Regions from separate parts of the Homo sapiens genome. Here region 2 is linked to region 1. Evidence: chromatin loops called from intact Hi-C (ENCODE). Cell type or tissue: endothelial cell of umbilical vein. All regions are shown on one strand.

Region 1 (4,000 bases):
TCTTCTCTCCCCTCTGCTCTCCCTCGTCTTCCCTCCCCCCCCACACCCCCTCTTCCTCCCCTGCTGGTCCTGCTTTTCGCATCACACACTATATAAATATACGCGGAGATGCCCAGACACATTCATGCGCTGCGCACACAGGATACTTGCTCCTGGGAGATAAGAGCTAGCCGGGAACAATGACGGGGTCCACGCCCAGCGTCCGCGCCCTGATTCCCGAAGTCTGAACCTCCCCCCATCACCTTCCCCCAAAATCCAAAGCCAAAGACCTTTGGCTTCTTTGCTTTTCCTGAGGCGGTTGGCCGAAGGTGGCCCTCCTGACTCATTCACTTTCCGTTTCTTCCCACAGATACGTTCATTAATGCTTTTTCCAGCCGGAGACAAACTTTTTGGGGGTGGGGTAGGGGGGGTATGGAGGGAGAGTTGGCTAGGGCTGCGGGTAACCCAGCGCCTACTGCCGGGGAAGACTCGGACGAAAACCGAGGCAAACCAACCATTAAAAAGTGCATCCAATAAGAATTTTTCCACTCAGGCCCTCCGCTGCCGAGACGCGGCAGACTCCCAGAGCGGCTCACCCACTCATCGAAGCGGATTCTGGGCGGTTTCGGGCTGACCCGCGCTGTCAGGGCGCGGACTCCATTCCGGGCGCATTGTTAGGAGAAGGGGCCCCTCGGGGCGGCGCGCCTCGACCCTGGGCTCCCGGTGCCCGCAGAGGGCGGAGATCCGCGGCGCCCTAGGCCACCTATCCGCATCTTCTCGAGCCAAACCCCCAGCGCTTACCCGGACCCGACGGCCCAAGCACTGACTCCCAGGCAAGAGTCGCCCTTCCTGGTCCCCAGGGAACTGACACTACCGCGGGACGTTCCCTCTAGGACAGTCAGCAGGTCCCAGGAGCGCAGCACGCAACAGCGCAGAGCAGACCCAGACTTTTCCCGGGGTGAGACCCGGAGGCCCGCGCTCTGGACCGTCCTCCCTACCCAGCCTGGAGGCCGGCGTTCCCCGGCCCAACCCGGAGACCTCCCCGCCTCCCTCCTGGGCCGCCGCGCGCCCCAGTTGGAGCAGCCTCGAGGGGCTGGGCCCTTTCGGCCGGACTCCCTTCTCCCGGACATCCAAAACAGGTTACCTTGTCCACGCTCTCCGGACCACGCTTTGGACTTGCTCACTTTTATTTAAGAGTCCGACGGGGGAAAGAGGGAAAAAAAATCCAGAGGAGATCCAAGTCAATTGGAAGAAAAAATTTCAAAAGGGTGTCCACAGAGGCGAAAAAAGGTGACTTATTAATTCTTTATTTCTTCAGGAGCAATTGAGCCCGAGAGCTCACTCGTCTCCCTCCCTCCCCCTCCCTCTCTAGAAATTAGTCTCATCAATTCGGCTCCAATTTTGGGTTCGAATACAGACACGGGTCTGAACGTGACCAGACCTGGAGTGGCGGGTGCAGCCTGCCAGCAATTGAGACTTGGTGTGCGTGTTGGGGGTGGGGGTGGGGTGGATGGTGGGATGGGGGCCGGGCTGACTCCCCCCGCTCCTGTCTGCTTCTCAATCCAGGGGTCTGCTCCGGGGCTCCCCTGGGACCGCCACATCTGGTTACCGCTAGCGGGGTCAGTCCCCCCCTTTGCCTGGGGCCACCAGTTCTGGAGTTCAATTAAAAGAAATCAGGCTTAACCCTTTCCTCCCCGCGGCAGGCTGCCTGCCCTCTCACTCCTCCCTTCAGCGTTTCCACGTGCTTTCCAGAGAGGAAAGAGGTTAACGGGAAAGGAAGAATGAATTACATCCTTTCAAACCCCAAATTGTTTCCTTTTCAGCCCAGGCTCTACCGACCTTCAAACTACAACAGAGCTTTCAGGAGAATGCGGAGAGACGGCTTCCCACCCGGACCTCACCAGAAACCCGCACACCCCAGCCACATTGCTCCTCATTCAGCCAGAAAGGACTCCAACTCCACCACCAGGAGGCCCCCCTTCCTGGTGCTGGCCAGTTGCAGAGGCTGTTCATGGCATCCCACAGGTGGCGACTGCCCCCCACCCTCCTCCTAGCACTTTAGAGGGTCCCTCTGTGGCAGACACCATGGCTAGGTTTCTCTTTCCAACTCCTGTTGGTCTGGCAAGTGACAGATCATCTTCACTACATTAATCAGTAGTCACCCGAACATTCCTATACTGTCCCCCAATTCCTTTCAGCACCAGCTGCCTCCCCCACTGGAATTATTCAATATGGAACTAGATTAAATTGAAGACTTGCCCTTTAGTTTTTAACTGTGGAACTCCATCGCACTTTCTGTTTCTCCAAAGCTACGGCAATTTCATGGTTTTGGAGATGGGCGGGGGGTAGTGGAGAGCCTGGCACAGGCACCACTAGATGCATAGACACAGGCACCCCGGCCCTTTGGGACTCACAGACTGGCACTGGTGCCACTGTTGTTGGCGATTTTCAGCCCCCTGGGAGAAGCTCCTGTCCATTCACAGAGGTCTCCACCCAGAAAGAAGACCCCACCTAACTCTGACTAGATGCCTGCGGGAATCTCGGATTTCCTCCATCCAGTGTTGGCATGCCCGTAGGTCAGTTTGCCCCACTTTTATGTAACTCAGGGTTTGATGGTCAACTCCACTGCTACTGCTGCTTTTTTAAATCCTGAAAGGGGATGGGGGAAGCGCCCTAACCAAGCACAATAGTAAACAAGTCTACCCTGTTTAATGTGGTTACCACCAGACATCTGGAAAGATGGTTTGATCCTGGCAGCTCACATTGTTTTCACGAGCAGCCAAAGGGGATATTTTGAATGTTTGCATTGAGACAAATTGATAGAGAGCCTGCGGTGAGGGCCTACAAATGAAAACTGTCTTGTGTTAGTGGGGCAGACCTCCCCTTCCCTCTCCTCTCCCTCCTCTCTTCTCTCCTTCCTCTTTCCTTAGTCTCTGGGCCCAGCTTGGGGAAGGCTGCCCCTGCCCACACACTTGTGCACACCCTCTTTCCTGGCTTACCATGGCTCCAATGGCCTCGCCCTTTCCCAGACTGGGCAGAGCTGCTGAACAGGAGCTGGTATGAGTGCCATCGGCGACAGCTCACTTTCCAGCAGCTCGGGGCTGGTTTTCAAGTCAGAGGCAGCTCACAGCCAAGGAAGCTCTTCCCAGTATTTAAAACAAAAGCTACCAACTGGAGAAAAAAATGTCCCAACAACAAAACAGCCCACCACATGTTTCCAAGTCTGGGGTCACTTACAGAAACCGTGCACATGGGCGTGAATACTCAGGAAATATTTGGATTTGGAGCATTTTCATTTGGAACGCTGGTGAGACGACTTGCCTCGCACCATTCGCACTTGACAGTATTTTCAAAGATGCGGAAGTCCTGCTTCCCCCGGGAGGGGAGCGGCGGGTCGAAACGTGTCTTGGCTCGCTCAATGTCAGCCCTTTTGACCCGGTCAAGACTTTCCAGACACGGGCTTCCCGGGCTTCTTCGGCCCCAGACTGGGTTTGGGGTGGGCGGACCTGACGATCTGAGCCTGGTCCCTGGGGTAACAGACCCAGGGGTGGCTCCGTCACTTGAAACTCCGCAGGATGCCAGGCCTGGCAGAATGTCTCGGGCCGCTCCTCTCCCTCCGTCCTTCGTCCTCCCCTCCCATGCCCCTCTGGTCCAGCGAGGCCGCAGCGGGTATCCGAGCTGGCAAAGGGGGAGGAGGAGAGGGCGGGAGAAAACCGGAGGGGTGGGCGGGCAAGCGCCAAAACTCCAGACTGCACAAATGCAGCTTCAAGTGTCTGGCCTCTCGCTCGAGGCCATAATTAATTTGAGATTTATTTTTATTGGAGAACTCGAGTCTCGTCTGACCTTAGCCAAACAAGGCAGCTCAAGCCGCCCCTGGATGCGCTTGAATGCCGGGGAATATTTCTGCAGGAAGGCTCTGCAGGCGCGCCTGCTTTGAATTTGTTTCTCAGACTTCATCTACTCACAGAGTGAAGGAAGATTTAGAGCCTCTGCTCGCCTGGCCCGCTCCCCACGCTGGTTC
Region 2 (4,000 bases), 480 kb after region 1:
TCTCAGTGTCTAAATTTAATATCAAGTTTTCTAATAAAGTTTTATTTTTATATCTGTGGAATGCATGTCTGCCATAAATGTTGAGCAATTTCCACACTGTTGTAAGTAATGAATGTGAAATTCAAGTGCTTCTGTGATTTATGCCAGGTTGTTGGCATTCAACCATGACTCACAACTCCAAGCCAGCAGTTCTAAATCTCTCCAGTCCCACCTTTCAGTTGGGGAGTTCCCAGGGTTAATGGTCTTTGGAGCCAATATGCTCCCTGAGTTAGCTTTGAAGGTGATTCATTGCTCTGGTATGAAGTTTGAGGACGAGCCAGTTTAGGTGGATTCCATTCAGCACCCAGTTCAACAGACAACACAAGACTGATTCAAACCCTGGCTCTCCCACCTAAATAAATGTTACAAAATCAACACACATTCACTTTACAATAATTTGATTTGCATTTTTAATTCAGTCACCAGTTGTCTACATTGGACAATGTGGAAAAGAAAAGTTGACTTGCTTATTACTGTCGGCTTATGCTGGCAGGAGGGTTAATCTTTGCCCAGAAAGTGTACATGTCACAGCTGAGTCAGTCTATCTGTCTAGAACACTCCTCAACACTTACGCTGTTACTTGTCTGAAGAAGTCTGTTTTTCATCCTCTGTTTTGATGAATGCCCATATTTTTACTCAAACTTGAGCCTTTTTTCAACCAGTAAAAATAAACCTTCTTGTCCTAAATAAAAAAGACCACCTCAAAAGGTGGTTCAAAAGGCATCTTGGAAATCAAGTAGCACTTACGCAGCATGATTTGCTTGTATTACTGTAAGTGACAATGACTCAAAATCATATGGATTAAATTTTCTTACAAATAAATACAGGGTCACTAATATAGAGTTTGGTTTGTATTTTGCCAATACTACAGCAACTTAATAAGGAGTCGTAGCCTTTCTTGAACCAGAAGGATCTGCTGTTCAACAGTAGAAAGTAAAATGGATCACAAATATGTAATGTTCCAATAGATATCAAGGCATTCTAAAGTCTTTTTTAAAATTAGGCTAGCTGTTGATTTTGGTTATAGTTAAAAATTTGCAAATGCTGTAATTTTTAAGTTAACATAAACAAATACTATTGTGGTTAATTAAAACATTTCTTTTTTCATTAAAAGGCATTGCCAGTAATGAAACTAGGGACAAATATTTAAGACGAAAAGGGACAAGGAGCAAGTCACTGACAAAGCAAAACAAGAATTGAAAATTTCTTCTTCCAAGCCCCTTACTCATTTTTTGCCTTCCAACTTCATCTAGTGATTAAAGATAACATAATATTAACAGTAACACATAAGATGAAAATAGTACTAAATGCAATAATGCAACCTTAACTAAATGTAAAAAAGTAACTTAATATCCATGCTTAGAAATGGATTACTTAATGATTCAATAGTTGGACTCGTCCAGCTAACATATAGGCAAAATATGGTTCTAAACTGGAGAAATTATTATCTGAAGACAATTGATAAGATCCTCCTTTTTTCAGCCATGTCACCAGTTATATGTAAATAACTATAGGGTATATTGAATAATTCAACTTCATCTGGATAATGCTGGACAAAACTCTAGAGAGGAATTGTAAAAATCAAATGTTTTTATTTTTATAATTTTGACTCAAAGCCAAGTCTTACAGGATTTTGCTTGGAATTATATTCTTTTATTTGCAAGCAAAGAGTTCCCTAGGCTTTTAGATTGGCAGAGCTAGTAAAATACTGTTCATCTGAGGCTGTTGAATCTTAGCATTCTAAAAAGTTCCAGTCTACTACTGCTGCTAAACTTAACCTCAGGTGAGCCACACCACTGAGGCATGAGGTTCACTATTCTTTCCAGTGTATGAAGTGAAAGTTCCTTCTGCCTGTGGTTTGACGAACACACTCAGACAGGATCAACCTGAGTAAGGCCAGTTCTTTAGCTTTTCATTGCTTTGCCAATTACTACTTTAGTGCTTACCAGGTATTCAGGTACAGCGTGAGGTCCAAGCAATATTTTTAGTTCCAGGGAACTCAAAGTCTGGTAGTGCAGAGAAATGTTGAAATAAATAATTATGGTCAAATATGAATCTATAATAGAAGTAGACATAGAGTGCTGTGGTCTTTCAGAATTCCGAATGACTAGTTTTTTGAGGTTGGAGTTGGGGCGAGGCTGTATCAATTGTCTAGTACGGTGTAACAAATCATTCCAAAAAAGAACCTTCAAACAAAAGGTATTGTTCATGATTTTGCTCTGGGATCTGGGCTCAGCCACACAGCTCTTCTGTTGGCATCTCTTGGGATTACTCATGGTGTTTTGGCTGCAGCCAGAGGATCCAAGAAAGTTTCCTTCACATACTTGGCAGTAACATCGAATTTGCAGCTGAGTGTCTTGGCTCTCTTCCATGTGGCTTTTCCAGCATATTGACCCAGGTTTTTAATATGGGGGCAGCAGCTTTCCAAGAGAGTGAGAACAAAAACTGCAAGGCCTCTTGAGTGAGACTGGACAGTCACACAGTGCCACCTCTACTGCATTCAACTGGTGAGAACAATTAACTGGGCCATTCCAGAATCAAGAATGGGGAAAACTGTCTCCACCTCCTAATGCGAGGAGCTGAAAGAAGTGGCCATTCTAAACCACAGGGGTTAGTTAGGGAATATGTCAAAGCAACCACTTTTGAACTGGGCCCTAAAAGATTTGTGTGTGTTTTCTGTGCTTGAATGTGTGTGTGTGTGTGTGTATGTATGTGTGTGTTGGGACAAGGGATATTCCAGGAATGGCAGAGGGAACATTCCAAACTTAGTGATTAGCAGGAACAATGGGTGGTGCAATATTTGTGAAACTGCAAGTAAATGTACGTGGATGAATATAGAATGCATCATATCCTCTGGGGTAAGGGTAACCTGAAGAAGAATGATGGTGAAAGGAGTAAGAAAAAAAATAGGTCTAGAGAGGCAGGTTGGGCAAATATTGTGAAAGAGTTTATGTGAGCGACTCAGTGATGTGGAATTTATCCTGTAGGCACTGGGCAACCAGGAATCATTTTCACAAGTTTCAGGACTTTCAGGGAAGGCACTGACTAAACGTTTGTCACATAAATACAACCAAGTTAGTGACAGAATTTGATTTGCCATCCTTGAAAAACATTGGATAAGATTAAGAAGACCTTATAATTCTCCAGCTGACCTCTGTGTCTTCTTCCATCTGGGTCCCTGAACTACCAGTAGTAGCCCTCAATCTAATGGTGGCTTCCAAAGTGTTTCAAGTAGCGATCTAACTAGGGAAGGATGAAGACTAGAAAAGATCTTGAACAGGATACTTGGCTTTACACAACTGGTGTGCTTATTTGGAGTAGGTCTGGAGGTCTGCTCAAGATTAACAGTGGGGGTGCCAAGAAACAACACGTTGGCACCAAGACTGAGGAGCCCTCTTCTCCCAAGCTGCTCACCCCTGTGGTAATGTAGGTCAACAGTTGAAAGTTAATGTTGATGTTGATTATTGAATGAAAGAAACTTTTCCTTAGCTTAAAAAAAAACTTTCAAAGTAATTATAGACTCAGAGTGTTGTGCAAAAGAGTACCTAGGAACCCCTGCACCATTCACCCAGCTTCCCCCAAGCATGACATCATATTATAATGGTAGTACAACATCAAACAAGGAAATTGACATTGGTACATTGCTGTTAACTGGACTATAGATCTTATTTAGTTTTCAGTACTTTTACATGTATTCATGCATGTGTGTATGTATGTAGTTCTATGCAATTTGTCCGATATACAGATTCATATAATCATTATCACATTCAAAATACAGAATTCTTCTATCACCACAGAATAACTCCTTCATGCTACCCCTTTATGTTTGTACCTCCTGTATTTGTTTATTTGTGTTTCTATAAAGGAATATCTCAGGCTTGTTAATTCAAAAGGAAAAGAGGTTTATTTAGCTCATAGTTCTGCAGGTTGCACAAGAAGCATGGTGCCAGCATCTGCTTCT

What was found. Hi-C counts contacts between places; a loop is a spot of excess contacts. Peaks named below come from ENCODE experiments on the same cell type or tissue, not always from the same donor. Only the 100,000 strongest peaks of a DNase experiment are listed, where the experiment ranks them.
Region 2: a loop joins it to region 1, with 11 times the contacts of the local background. A loop is called at or near these places in 2 of 110 quality-filtered maps.

What each region holds. Positions count from the first base shown.
Region 1 is chr11:128,689,924-128,693,923 of GRCh38, reverse strand. SENCR (smooth muscle and endothelial cell enriched migration/differentiation-associated lncRNA) reads left to right here. Exons shown (of 3, transcript NR_038908.1): 2 at 533-1,269; 3 at 1,803-2,252. It also overlaps a transcript of FLI1 not described here. Among named protein-coding and RNA genes, the nearest start is that of FLI1, 2.1 kb to the left of the region's middle. RefSeq lists a cis regulatory region at 1-364 and silencers at 584-723, 744-793. In endothelial cell of umbilical vein, a CTCF peak has its summit at 1,909 (motif pointing right); DNase peaks (open chromatin) are centred at 253, 840, 1,000, 1,843 and 1 weaker place; H3K4me3 peaks cover 2,380 bases; H3K27ac peaks cover 1,778 bases.
Region 2 is chr11:128,206,928-128,210,927 of GRCh38, reverse strand. It overlaps LINC02098 (long intergenic non-protein coding RNA 2098), which reads right to left and starts at 2,162. Exons shown (of 4, transcript NR_146647.1): 1 at 1,986-2,162. RefSeq lists an enhancer at 80-581. In endothelial cell of umbilical vein, no CTCF peak of the experiment used is centred here; DNase peaks (open chromatin) are centred at 227, 2,377 and 2,807; H3K27ac peaks cover 3,791 bases.